Regions from separate parts of the Homo sapiens genome. Here all the other regions are linked to region 1. Evidence: read pairs that join two places in POLR2A ChIA-PET (ENCODE). Cell type or tissue: OCI-LY7. All regions are shown on one strand.

What was found. ChIA-PET counts read pairs that join two places held together with the same protein. Peaks named below come from ENCODE experiments on the same cell type or tissue, not always from the same donor. Only the 100,000 strongest peaks of a DNase experiment are listed, where the experiment ranks them.
Region 2: POLR2A ChIA-PET joins it to region 1 with 7 read pairs; 2 of 35 experiments call an interaction of 5 or more read pairs at or near these places.
Region 3: POLR2A ChIA-PET joins it to region 1 with 7 read pairs; 4 of 35 experiments call an interaction of 5 or more read pairs at or near these places.

Annotation. Positions count from the first base shown.
Region 1 is chr6:19,839,491-19,844,490 of GRCh38, forward strand. It overlaps ID4 (inhibitor of DNA binding 4), which reads left to right. Exons shown (of 3, transcript NM_001546.4): 3 at 1-2,707. Among named protein-coding and RNA genes, the nearest start is that of ID4, 4.6 kb to the left of the region's middle. In OCI-LY7, no CTCF peak of the experiment used is centred here; DNase peaks (open chromatin) are centred at 471 and 1,961; H3K4me3 peaks cover 3,450 bases; H3K27ac peaks cover 4,047 bases.
Region 2 is chr6:19,578,852-19,583,851 of GRCh38, forward strand. No RefSeq gene overlaps it. Among named protein-coding and RNA genes, the nearest start is that of LNC-LBCS, 220 kb to the right of the region's middle. In OCI-LY7, no CTCF peak of the experiment used is centred here; no DNase peak of the experiment used is centred here.
Region 3 is chr6:19,598,379-19,603,378 of GRCh38, forward strand. No RefSeq gene overlaps it. Among named protein-coding and RNA genes, the nearest start is that of LNC-LBCS, 200 kb to the right of the region's middle. In OCI-LY7, no CTCF peak of the experiment used is centred here; a DNase peak (open chromatin) is centred at 2,673; H3K4me3 peaks cover 900 bases; H3K27ac peaks cover 2,731 bases.

The DNA of each region.
Region 1 (5,000 bases):
GCTTAAGTGTGACAGGACTGATAAATAGAAGATCAAGAGTAGATCCGACTTTAGAAGCCTACTTTGTGACCAAGGAGCTCAATTTTTGTTTTGAAGCTTTACTAATCTACCAGAGCATTGTAGATATTTTTTTTTTACATCTATTGTTTAAAATAGATGATTATAACGGGGCAGAGAACTTTCTTTTCTCTGCAAGAATGTTACATATTGTATAGATAAATGAGTGACATTTCATACCATGTATATATAGAGATGTTCTATAAGTGTGAGAAAGTATATGCTTTAATAGATACTGTAATTATAAGATATTTTTAATTAAATATTTTTTTGTAAATATTATGTGTGTGTTTTTTTTTAATCTATGGGAATATTTCTTTTGGAAAATCATTTTTCAGCTCAATTACAGAGCTCTTGATATCTTGAATGTCTTTTCTGTTTGGCCTGGCTCTTAATTTGCTTTTGTTTTGCCCAGTATAGACTCGGAAGTAACAGTTATAGCTAGTGGTCTTGCATGATTGCATGAGATGTTTAATCACAAATTAAACTTGTTCTGAGTCCATTCAAATGTGTTTTTTTAAATGTAGATTGAAATCTTTGTATTTGAAGCATACATGTTGAAAATACACCTTATCAGTTTTTAAGTACAGGGTTTTATAGTGTAATATATACAGAGTAAGTGTTTGTTTTTGTTTTTCAACTGAGGTCAAAATGGATTCTGAATGATTTTGCATATGGGATGAGGAAATGCTTGGATCCTTAAGGAGTTTACGAAATCTGCTGTTTTATCAAAGTGAAAAAAAATTGCTTATTACTCTTCATTTTACACTAAAGCTTAATGTCACTAAGTTTCATGTCTGTACAGATTATTTAAATCATGGAAATGAAAAAAATGTTCTCTGCTTGCTACCAAAGGACAAACTCTTGGAAATGAACACTTTCTGCTTTCCTTCCTCCAAAGAATTAATAGGCAACAGTGGGAGAAAAAAAAGGCATAATGGCAAATCCTTCAAGCAGGGATAAAAGTCGATCTTCAAACATTAACTTAAGCAGACCAAAAATTCTGATGACCGCATCTAGATTATTTTTTTATAAAAATGATTTTCACTATAGCTATGTTACGCTAAGCTACTGTCCAATCTCTTGTGATGTGTAACTTTTACATGTGAATATTAAAGTAGATTTCTCTGTCTTGTACTGTGATTTCTGGTCTCATTTCTTTAAAACCTTACTCTTATTTTTCTTTTAAGGCTCTTTTTTCTCCTTAAGGAAGGTAATATTTTCTAGGTTAGATAGGACTATCAGGGTTTGTGAACATTATGCATTTAATGTTATGGGTACTTTACACACAAGTTAGATGGAATTTTTAGAGTGAAAGAATTAAGTAGGATTTAATTGGGTGCTTTGTAAATAGTCAACTGTGTGTATAACGTGGTCTGTTTGATTTTTAAAAGGAAAGGATTTGTTTCAGATTATACAAGAATAAAAGTATTATAGACCCAAGGGACTTCTTATGAGGTCAAATTCAGATATTTATATGAATATGAAATACCATGGTCCCTAGTAGTCAGTTGAAGTGGCAATGTCTAAACAGAAATGAACAAAACTAATGCTAGCAGGTTAAAATCAATCAAAATGTTTAAAAATTGATTCTGTCCTCAGCATGTTATTTCCTCAGCTCTGATAATTTACTGGTCTTGAGTATTTTGAGAATTTGATGTTGAACGTTATAAAGTCAAAGAACTGCTTGTTTAGATGAGGTTTATTTTTATTTTTGATATTATTCATTCTTGTCACACATCAAGAAGAAAACACTAGAGTGCTGCTGGAATTCCAAATCTGAAGAATTCTAACGACTGCATTCTTTGTTATTAAAAAGGGCACAATCCTTCCTTTTTATTTGGCAGTTTAATTTCAGTAGGAAGCATGTCACATGTGCACTGTTGGTTAGAATTATGCATCTGTCATGCCTGACTGCTGAACCCTACCTAAGCCTTTTGGCGCAGTTTAAAACTTATACTGGTGGACTGTGAACCTCAAAACAAATGGGTATTTTTGGGTTTTGAGGATAGATGTTACTCCTTAAAGTTTGTATTTGGGGCATGAAAAACTACTGAAAGAAGAAAAGTGCTACAGATACTACATTTCAAAGAGTTGGCATTTTCCCTTTGGCCACTCAAGCAGCATTTGATGTATCTAAAGAAACAAAGTCATTGTTTATTTTTTAAAAAATTATATGCAGTTGTACAAGATACTACATTCCATTGAAATGTTGGCTATGTCCTAACCAGGCAACCAGATAACAAAAACATTTTGAGTCTTTTATCTAGGTAGTTCTAATTATTCAGCTACTTAGTTTAACAAAGGAAAATATCCTGACTTCTCTCATTTCATTTGTAGACTTTTCATTGTATAGGCACAACCAAAGAGTCAGACTGGTTTAAAACTCCAGAAGGAAAAAAAGTATCCCACACAGTGGATGTTGTTTCTAAGAATGCTACAAAATCCTGACATCTCAGACATCTCAATGTTAAAGGAAGAAAAAAAATACCTTTTCATTTCAAAGAACTAATATACTTTGATATTGTGTAAACCTTACTCAAGTTTATTGTCAAGCTTTAACTGCCTTTTTAGAACTTTTTAAAATTTCGAGCCCACAAATCTATTGTATTAGTTGCCTTCTATAACAATAAATCTTCACTGAGCAAAAGGCTCTGGAGTTTGTGGTTTTTAATTGACTTTTACTGAGTTATGCAATTTTTCATTATCCAGAATGGGTCTCTTGATGGATCACCTCAATTATTTACAGTGTTTCTTACCATGTTATGAAAAGTGGCGATATGAATGGAAAGAAAATCTAGTTTGAATGCTGGAGAAAGCTTCTCTACTCTAGTCCCTGCTTAGGATAGGAAGCAATATTCCTAAAGAAGGCAGCAGGATGACGTCCAGGGAAAACTAATTAAAAAAAAAAAGTTAAACAATGCAGACAATTTATTTCACAGTAGTACAGAGCCAAATGAAACTGGCTCTGCCTTTCTAGCTGGTGCACTTTAATTATATATATGTTAATCAGCCTAGATAGCCTTTGGGTCTCGACAGGGCCAAACACCAAACCCTGCAGGCTTATGAGGAAGGAAAACCTTCCCGTTTCTGCTTTGCAAGTCCAGGAAATTAATTTAACCCGTCTCAGAATGAATCTTAATAGGGCTGCCCTCAGTAGGTATTCTTCAGACCCAGATGATTTCTTTCAATTACAACCCAGGATATTTTGCTAAAATATTAGTTATATTAATTAGAACCATTGCCCAAAAGGTTTTAGGATTGTAACTTTACTTACAGTTCTACCTTGAGCACTGATTTGATCGATACTTTAAAAGATATAACCCTTACAAACGAGAACTAATTTGTTCAAGGGAGACAACCCGCAGTCATATATACTTAATTGAAAATGCTCTCAAATTTGCTATGAATTTGTAAAGTGTGTTTTGCATTCAAGTGCCTCCTTCATATTTATTCATATTCTGGCTCCTGCTAAAAAGTTTTGCCTAAGTGTTAAAACTTAGGTCTCAACCACATTGCCAAAGGTTTTCTATACTTACCAAAGCCAAAGTAAGGCCATGGTGAGGCTGCTGGAGTTCCATCATTCATAAGTCTTCACAGTAAATCCACACATGGGATATGAAAAGAGCTGTAAAAATTGAAGTAACTTGAAAAGCCCCTCTGAGTCCATAAGAGTAAACACTTCAGTTTCTGGGGAAAGAAGAACAAAATGCATTATCTGTATTCCACTGGCTAAGATATAACTGAAGAGGAATTGAACTTAAAATGTTTAAATAAAGAGACCCATGAAAAATTTTCTACATGAACCCATGAAATTTTTTTTAATAAGAAACCTCACACTTTAGATGAGAATTTTCTAAGAGATTACATTAATATTAGCACAATATGCAAATTCCTGGTGAAACAAGGCACTATTATTTGCCTTTAGTTACTGTTTCCCAATTCTTTATGATATAAAATACCTATCAGGACTTTGGGCAGGCATATACAAGTCACATTTTAAAATGCTATCTTTTATTTCAAAGTTTAATTTCCGAAGGAAAGTATTGTACTTGTAGAGTTCTTCATGCAAGTTCATAGACTGTTTCTTAAGTATTTATTTAAATATCCTCTTAAATATTTTAAATGTTTTTCAAATACTACTTCCTTCATAAGGTTTAGCAGTTAATTGAGTGATTGTAGTTAAGTATGAGTGTGTATGTCTAAAAATAGTTCACCGACATACAGAAAAATATCTTTCAAAAGGGATTTTTACTCTAAAAAGTAAGTAAACTTTTCTCTATTTTCTCTCCTTTTTTAGTTCCTAAGATTGGGAATTTCCATAAAGGTGTACCTTCCATTTTTTTTGGACTGCTATAACCAACCATATTATGTTTAAGCATAAGGCAGGACCGAAACTAAAGAACAGGTGAATCAACTGTCATGTATATATCATCTCCTAGAATCTGGTTTAACCTCATGATTAATTTCAGAGAGAGCGAGAGAGAAATAGGGAAGTTCTTATTTGTAGGTCAAACCTCAGAGAAAGCCAGGAAAACAGACATAAACTTATAGACCAAAATTTTACAACTTACCTAAGCAATAATTATTGGAAACACTTTTCATACAAGTTTAACCTGAGTCCACAGCTGTAGTTAAAACAAAGTAGGGTTCTTTGTTTGAGACTTTTCTTTGCCTGTCCTGCGGTGCCTAACAAAGTAACCTTGTAAAATATTTGTTACTAACTGAACTGAATGCCCCCTTAAGAGTCTCTTCCCAGAGTATTTAGTCACTCCTTCTTTGCCCTTTCATCTGCATTGAGTTGCAATTGAGCTTAAGACCAATATATCTAACTGCGTCTGGTCCTCTCCACCTCTGAAAAGCAGTAGATTCCAGATAGGACTGATGGTCTTCCCCAAAACTGCCCCTCTTTCTGAATTCCTTATCTCGGCTAATGCCACCTG
Region 2 (5,000 bases), 260 kb before region 1:
CATGAGTGATGCTGGAAGGGCTCCCAGGAAGCAAAGCCATGACATTACAAGAAAAAGTTGAATTGCTTGATATGTGTGCAGCTTTGCTTGATTGAGGTGTGCAGCTGTGGTTGCCCACCATTTCACAGATAAATTAATCCAGCATAAGGAGTGTTATAAAAAAAGAAAAGGAAATTCTTAAAGCCATCACTGCAGCTACCACAGCAGGTGGGAAAACCTTGCATTTCTTTTGGAAAATAGCTTTTTATCTCATATTGAAAATGCAGCTTTTATTTGAGTGCAGAATTGCTATAAGAAAGGCACACCTATAGACTCTAAAATGATTTGAAAACAGGCAAAGTCATTATATGACAAATCAAAGTAAAAGGAAGGCAAAGGATCTAAAGCTGGAGAATTTAATGTCAGCAAAGGATGGTTTGATAATTTTACAAAGAGGTTTGGCTTTAAAAAACGCAAGATAACAAGAAAAACACCTTCTGCTGGCCCAGAGGCAGCAGACAAATTCCCAGATGCCATTAAGAAAATCATTGAGGAGAAAGGGTATCTGCCTGAACAGGTTTTAATACACACAAAAGTGCTCTATTCTGGAAAAAAAAAATCCACAAAGGACATTTATTAGTAGGGACGAGAAAAGAGCACCAGGATTTAAGGTAGAAAGAGATAGGCTAACTCTACCTTTTTGTGCAAATGCAGTCAAATTTATTATTAGGAATGCCCCCATCTATAAAGCTGCTAACCCCCAAGCCTTGAAGGGAAAAGATACATACCTACTTCCAGTCTTCTGATTGCACAAGAAGGACTGGACAACAAAAATCATTTTTCTGGATTGGTTCCACCCATGCTTTGTCCTTGAAGTCAGGAAATACCTTGCCAGTAAAAGACTGCCTTTTAAAGTTCTTTTGATATTGGACAATGCCCCTGGCCACTCAGAACTTTATGAGTTCAACAAGCAAAGTGGTCCACTTGCTCCCAGTCACAATGTGTTTAACTCAGCCTCCAAATCAGGGAGTCACAGGACCTGTAGGGCCCATTACACATGGTACTTTATGGAAAGGATTGCCAACACTATGGAAGAGAACCCCTGTAGAGAGAACATTATGAAAGTCTGGAAGGATTACACCACTGAAGATGCCACAGTCATTATAGAAAAAGCCACAAAAGCCATCAAACCTGAAACAATGAATTGCTGCTTGAGAAAACTGTATCCAGATATTGTACATGACTTCTTAGGACTTACAAAGAGCCAATCAAGGAAATCATGAGAGATTGTGACAGCAAAAAAAAAAAAAAAAAAAAAAAGTGGAATGTGAAGGGTTTCAAGATATGGATCTTGGAGAATTCAGAAGCTAATACATGCCACACCAGAGGAATTAATAGAAGATGACTTGATGCAGATGAGTGCTTCCAAATCTGTGCTAGATGATGAAGAAAATGTAGAAGAAGCAGTGCCAGAAAACACATTTACATTAGACAATCCGGCAGAAGGATTCTGATTATTCAACACTGTTTTTTATTTCTTTTACAACTTGGACCCATCTATGATGTAGAAACATTTTTAGGGAAATGAAAAAGCAAAACGTTAGAGGGGAATTATGACACATTCCTGTAAAGTTACACTAAGTATGTCTGACTCTCCTGCTTCTCCTTCCAACTCCTCCACCTCTGCCACTCCTGGGACAGCAAGATTAACCCACTGTCCTCCTTCTCCCCCTCAGCCTACTCAGTGTGAAGATGATGAGGATTAAGACCTTTATAATAATCCACTTACACTTAGTGAATGGTAAATATATTTTCTCTTCTTTATGTTTTCTTAGCAACACTTTTTTTCCTTTGGTTTACTTTATTGTAACTATAAAATATACAATATAAAAAACATAGAAAATATTGTTAATCAACTGTATAAGTTAACAGTAAGGCTTCCAGTTGATAGTAGGCCATTAGCAGTCAAGTTGTTGGGAAATCAAAAGTTATACATGGATTTTTGGCTGTACAGGAGAGTTGACACCCAACCCCCACATTGTGAAGGATCAACTATATATAAGAAATTATCTCACGTGATTATGGAGGGTGACAAGTCCCCAGATCTGCAGTTGAGAAGCTGGAGGCCTAGGAGAACCAAGGGTATAATTCTAGTCCAGGACCTAGGAAGAACTGATGTTTCAATTCTAGTTCAAAGTCAGGAAAAATGGATGCCCCAGCTTAAGACAGTCAAGCAAGGAAAAATTCCCTCTTCTTTGTGAGAGGGATTGATTTTTTTCTATTCAGATCTTCAACTGATTGGATCAGGCCCACTCTGATTAGGAGAGGCACTATGCTTTACTCAGTCTATTAATATAAATGTTAAATTCATCACAAAATACATAATACACCTCACATAAATACCCACAATAATGTTTACCAAATATCCGGGCATTCTGTGGCTCAGTCAAGTGGACACATAAAATCAGCCATTACATCATTACTTAAAGGCTGAGAATGCCAAAATTGCCAAAATCACCAAATTCCAATCTGCAGCCTCTCATACTTGCCTCTACTGCCCCCAGCTAGCTGCAAGTCTTTACAGTGAACAAATGCAAAGCAAGAAAGAAAACAAAGCATACTAAAAGACTTAAACAGATTATGTTCATGGAAGAATTGATTAAAACTATACCAAAAGACACCAGACCCAAGTGATTTCACTGTGGTACGCTATGACACCTTCAAACATCAAATAATCCCAATGCTGCATGAATTATTCAAGAGTATTGAAAAAGAAAGAAAACTCTCAAATTCCTTTTTTGAAGTAAATATGTTATCAACTGATACAGCAGATAAAGGGAAGAAAACCAGAGACTAATCCCACTAATAAATATCAATGCAAATATACCCACACAAAATATTAGTAAACAGAATCCAATACCACTTTAAGAAAGTAATATGGGATGACCAACTGGGTTTTATTGCCAGAATATAAATTGGCTCAATATTAGAAACAACGTTAATATATTTCACCATAGTAATAAATATAAAGGGGAATACATGATTATCTTCATAAATGCTGACAAAAACCTTTGACCAAACTTAACACTCATTCATTAATAGAAAACACTCAAGAAATAGGAATGAAGAGGTACTTTCATAACATAATAATCTCTATCTAGAGACAGAGATAGAAATAGAAATTTAGAGATAGTGATGGAGATGGAGATAGGTAAAGACATGTAAATGCTAAAGCCAGAATCTTATTTAATGGAAAAACATTAGCTGAGGAACAAGGCAAAGATTTTTACTATCTCTATTATTCAACATTGTACTAGACTATAAACCAATATGATTAAACAAGAGAAAGTCATTTGTGACATAAGAATGGGCAAAGAAGAAATAGAATTATCTCTATTTGCAGATGGTAAGATATTATACCTAGAAACCCTCAAAGAATCAATGATAAAACTAACTTAAATTGTAAAAGAATTCAGGAACCTATCAAAATATAAAATCAGTAGCCTTTATATACACAAACAATAAACAGTTAGGAGACATATACATGGTAGAGAGAAGCTCTTTCACCCTTGCAACAAAAGAGATAAAAGACTTAGTATGACATTTAACAAGAAATGTGCAAAACCTACATGATGACAATTTTAAATCATCCCTAAAAGACACAAAAGTTTGAAAAAATAGCCCCTGCTCTTGGATATGATGATTCAACATTATAAAGATGTCAGTTTTTCCTAAATAAATTTGTAAATTAAATGCAATCGCAATAAAAATACCAAAAAGCAATTTTAAGGAGATAGGGAAGTTCATACTAAAGTTTGTATGAAAAAAGGCAAACATGCACAAATGTTCAAGACAATAATACAAAAGAAAGAACTGCAAGAAAGAACTAGCCCTACCAAACATTAAAACATATTATAAAGACTCTATAATTAAAATATTATAACAGTGGCGCATAAATAAGCAAATAAATCAGTAGAATTGAATAAAAGTGCAGAAATAAACACAAATATCTATGAAAATTTAGTATATGACCAAGGTGCCATCTCACATCACTGGCAGAAAGGATAGAAAATCTCAGTAAATGGTCTTAATACCTGAAGAGTGAATCAGCCACTTGGAAGATTGGACAAAATAATTATTTTAAATGTAGCATAAAAAGATGAAAAGCTAAGATAAAAATTGAAACATTTGGAATAGACACCCAAAACTGTGATACTCCCCTGAAGATATTTCTAGAAGCAAATAATAGAAGAAATGAAAGAGAAGCAATACTAGAACAAATAATGGCTGAGAATTTTCTAGAACTGGGAGAAAAAAAAAATGAGTCTTTAGAATGACAGTGCTCACTAAGTCCAAGAAGGAAAAAAACATAACTTTACTCAAAACACCATGAACACAAACATAACAACAGAGAAAATTATAAAATCTACCAGAGAAACAAGAAAGTTTCATCTTCAAAAATAAGAATCAGAATGACATCAGAACTTTTATCAGTACCACAGAATGCAAGAAAGCAATGGAAAAATATTTCTAAATCCTGAGAGAAAATAATTTGATCCTTGAATTCAATGCATAATAAAACTTCATGAATAAAAATAAACTCTTCAAAAGTAAAAGTAAAATATGGGTATGTTAACATGTTAGCATATTATACTACCTATAGATTCTCCCAGAAGTCAACTTCAAAAGGCAATGTTTTAACAAGAAGAAAAACAAATCCAAAAGGAAGAATTTTGATAAATAATTCAATGGAAAGTTAAACATAAGTAGTAAAAACCTATCAGTGATATCTAAATAAATAAAAATATATGAACAATTAGTTCAAATTAAAATTCCAGATGATAATATTGGGTTACTTGGGATTTTGGGGGATAGGGGAGGAGCAGCTTGTGAGTGGAACCCTAGAAGAAAAAATATTCTAACATTCTTATCTTATCTTCTCCAGTGGAATAAGAAGGTAACTGAATAACACAAGACTTTTTAGAAAATTCTAAGTTTAATAAAGTGTTCAAAATGTATAG
Region 3 (5,000 bases), 240 kb before region 1:
GTTCACGCCATTCTCCTGCCTCAGCCTCCCGAGTAGCTGGGACTACAGGCACCTGCCACCACACCCGGCTAATTTTTTGTATTTTTAGTAGAGATGGGGTTTCACCACATTAGCCAGGATGGTCTCGATCTCCTGACCTCGTGATCCGCCCGCCTGGGCCTCCCAAAGTGCTGGGATTACAAGCATGAGCCACCGCGCCCGGCCCAGGCCGGGTATGAATCTTATCTTTAGTTTCCACAACTGTCTTTAGCAAGCAAACTTGTATTGGCATCTGGATCATGGAGCTTTTCTCTTAACCTCTCAGCCTAAGCTGAGGAGTTGATTTAACTCAAAGGGAACGAGGACCACCAAGAAGGAATGTTATCTGTCATATTTTAAAAATGAGTATAATCATCTTAGAGCCTGAGATTCCAGACTACTTGGCCAACCTACTAAACTCCAACTGTCTCTGTAAAAATACATTGTTTTCAATCTACAAAATGTCCCAGGAATAGGGCAGCTCACTACCAAGGACCCAGGGCTCTCATTGGTCCACTCTGCCATTCTCTGTGTGTTATCAAGACACAGTCCCAGGTGTCACAGGCTGACATGTTCCTATCCAGAGAGAAAGGGAGGGATTCCCTCCACATGCCTGTCTTATTAGGTAAAATATTCCCCAGGAGCCCCTAGCAGACATCTCCTCCAGTCCCTTTTACCAGGATTGGGTCTCATACCTATACCATAAGGGCAAGGGAGATGAGAATGCAAGTATTTCTATTGTGGGAGAAAGGTCTCCCAGCAATCAAGAAAAAAGATAAAGAAATAGCTGTTTTGGAGACAACCAAGAGTTTTGCCACAGGAGAATAGAGGAGGAGGGGTACCCACGTGAGACCCACTCAGGAGGGTTAAAAGAGCAGCAAATGCTTCCCAGCATTGACTAAGAATTGTATAGGAGAGAGTATAGGAGGGAATTGTCTTTTAGTATCTTGCATGTGATAGGCTTTGAATAAATTTTGAATTTCCCCATGAGGTTGAACGGATTGAAACATAAGGTTGATGGGGCTAAGACGTAATTATGGTAACTCAGGATAGGAGTGTTTGGGTGCAAATCTTATTTTTTACATTGAAATCAGAGAACGCAGCAGTGCCTTTTACAACCATCCTGGTGGCAGTCAGAGACAGGGTCTATGACCTGGACACTGCAGGAGCTCAATCGTTATACCCACACAGGTGTGCTTTTCACATGAGACCCAGGTGAGAGAGACTATTACTTTCCTACATTCTTCTTCACTTTATCAACCCATTAATACTATCTTTCACCACGGTGATGAGAATGACTGACACATGGGAACAGAGATTCATTTTTCACTGTGAAGGAAAAAAATCCCACCTCCAACATGGCATTAAAGAGTACCAATTCCTTATCCTTCTTTGTGTTAAGTGTGTGTTACTTAGGCTTAGCTCATCTGTGTTTAATCGGCTTCCTTCATGCTCTCTCCATGAAGCCAGAGATGTACATATTAAACACAGGAGTTTTTGACAGTTTCCCTTTCCCTAGGGCAAGATTGCTCAACTAATAATAACTAAGATATCTTTTGACAAGTGCAGCTAAGAGCTGGGAAAGCTTAGTCAATCTACATCAGCCTTGTTGGCACTTTCTTTCCATTTCCTACCTGCATTTTCTTGAATGATGGAAACTGGAGAATGACTGTAGAACCTACGAAATCCAGGAGAGGCAGTGGATGAAATCAGGCCCGGAAGGTTAGTGAGGAATGAATGCAAAACCAGACTTATATTGATCAGGGAAAGGAAAATACTTTTTCCAACTACAATTGCAGCTGAAACCCATAAATTAGATGATTGAAGCAATAAGACACGTGAAATGGCTTTTAAGTCCACTACCCGCTCTGTGTAATAAATTTCAAATGACATAGAGGCTTTTAGTGGAAAGAATGATTTATTGCCATATGCAAGAAGGAAGCTTTCAGGGATTATCTCTAAAGTGGCAAAACACTATTCCAAATTTCACAAAATTAGCAAAGCTTCATGAAGCTTGGTGACTGAACTGACAAGCAAGCTAGGTCAAAAAAAAATTTTAATGGAATAAAAATATTGCAAATGTGCATTCTCACATACCAATACTTAGAGGTGTATTAATTACTCAAAAATAATCTAAATTCCACATTAAATGAAAACCTCCTTTGATTTGTTAGAAAAAATCCTGAGGATATTTAATTTTTGAATTACTTTTAATATATGTGTATATCTCAAAAGAATAGATACATAGAAAAGTATAAACCTATTCCTACTCACTTTTGGCATGAATTAATTCTAAATTGATTTACTTTCCTTGCCTCAGGCAACACCCTCCGTTTATCTCTTCATTTAGAAGGAGCTGAGGCAGTTCAGCAATGAACCACCTGAACAGGTGAGAGGAAACAATCATGGAACTAACTTTACATTGCAGTGTGCTCTTACCTCTGCGATTAGGTTCACACCCGTAATCCCAGCACTTTGAGAGGCTGAGGCAGGAGGATCACTTAGGGCCAGGAGTTTGAGACCAGCCTGAGCAACAGGATGACACCCCGTCTCTACAAAAAATTATAAAAATTGTCAGGATATGGTGGTGAGTGTCTGTAGTCCTAGCTACTCAGAAGGCTGAGGCAGGTGGATTGCTGCAGCCCAGGAGTTCGAGATTGCAGTGAGCTATGATCGCACCACTGCACTCCAGCCTGGGTGACAGAGTGTGACCTGTCTCTATGGGGAAAAAAATGTTAGTAGGCAATTCAGGTAGAATCTGAGAGGTTCTTACAAAAATGCATACTTGTCAAGCAGAAGAGTCTAAAAGAAAATGACAGGGAAATCTGCATATTGGGACAGAAAACAATAAGAATGATGCTATGAAGTCTGAGACCTGAAAGATTTCCTAGACTTTGTGCTTCCCTCTTGTCCACCAAGTCCTTTTATTCTAGGAAGTTTGCAAAGAATTGGAAAATGGGAAATTAAGAAGCATGCTTTCTCTACAGACAATAGGCTTTCACTGTCAGAATCTTGGATTTCCAGTGTGCAATGTACCCAGCAGGTTTTCTGGGTTTTGTCCCTGTCCAGGCCCAGCAGTATCTGGCTATTAAGAGGGTGCACCTGAAAGCTTACAGGCATGGTTTCTCATCAGTCTCCAACTCTGCCTCTTCTAACTAGTCCCCTCGCTTTCTGAGGACACATTCAATTCTAAGATATAATTGACATCTGTTAATTAACCATATATTGCACTTCCTTGTTTTCCTTCTATGTCACCTATTTTACCACTACAGAGACTCAGATTTAATTATCTCATCTGTCAAGACAATGGTCTAAGAAAGAAAATGTTTTGGATATTAACACAGTCTCTTTTCTCCCCCTGTAAATCTAATGGAAGTGTATTCCAATTTTTAATGATTTCTCAATTACTGTAAGATAGAAAAATAGCAAAAAAAAGTGCCTCTTTCAATTTACATAATTAAAATGAATATCTTCCTTAGACAATTTTCAGGTTGCCATTCTGGAAACTGTACATGGTTTAATTGTTCATAAGTGGTAGTTCTAATGACTACAATGGAAGAGAACTTTACAGTTTAATATCTCATCTTTCCTCAACGCCTCTTCATATAAACAAATTCTTCCTATAAATGATAATTAGTGATAAAAGCCATAAAACACATTACATTTGAGGTAGCCAGTGTCTTCACATATACCAAGGTATACTCTCCCACTTATCATTTACAAAAATATTGTGTCTCACAAATTTATATGAATATCAAATAAATGAGTTTTCCAACATTTACATTTCCACTAAATCTGAAGATAAAGAGAACTAGTTCCTATCTGAAGAAATGAAATATTCCTCAAGCAAGTAGACCCATAATTTTACACATGATGGAAAAGTATTTTAGTCAGGGATAAGCTCCCAAAACCCTGTGATATGAATTCAGAAATTAATTAAAGAGTAATTTTTTTCTCAGTTTCCAAGTTAACTGAAAGACCTGCATGCAGGAATATTGGAGCCTCAGCGTAGAAAGTATTCAAAAATAATATGATTCATTGTAAAGCAGTTCTCTCTTGAAATCCATCTGTTCTAATTATCTATTGCTGTGCAACAAACCACTCCAAACTCAGTGACATAAAACAGCAACCATTATGCTCACAGGGTCTGTGGGTTGGGATTTTAAACAGAGTACAATGGGGAGGGCTTATTTGTGCTCCAGGACATCTGGGGCCTCAGCTTGGAAGGCTTCAGTGGGTTGAGGGTGACTCAACAGTCAGGGGCTGGTATCACCTGGAAGCTTCTTCACTCACAGTCTTTTATTTTAGGAGGTTTATTCTAGCAAGTGCCTGAGCTGGGATAACTCAAAGGCTGAGCCCAGCTTGGACTGTCAGTCAGCATGCCTGCACACAGTCTCTCCACGTGGCTTGAGTTCCTCACAGCATGGTAGCTGAGCTCCAGAAAAAGCCTTCTGAGATGGAGCATCTGGAAAATGAGTCTTCTAGAAGACCAAGGCTGACACTACCTGGTTTTTTTCCTGCCCAGCCTCAGAAGGTATACAGTATCACTTTCACCAAATTCCACTAGTTACAAGCGAATTCTGAAAGGCAGCCCAGTTTGAAAGGGGGTGAAATGAGACTCTTCCTCTTGATAATAGAGTTGCAAAGTCACATTGTCAAAGAGTATGTGGGTTGGAAGTTATTGTCAAAGCCATCTTTGGAATATGCAGCCTGGCCAACCATCAAGGGAAGAGGATTGAATGTGAAATGCTTTTACTATCTTTCATACAACAATCTATGCTAGGTAATTTACACATAATCACTGAATTACCAACAACTTTATGCTTCAGTTCTAACACGAGCCACATTATATTAGCAATATCTATTTTTAATCTGTCTCCTCAACTAGTTGATAAATTACTCCAGAACAAGAATTTTATTTTTATCTGTTCCCAGTGCCTTGCATGATACCAGGCATGTAATAGATGCTCAAATATTTGTGA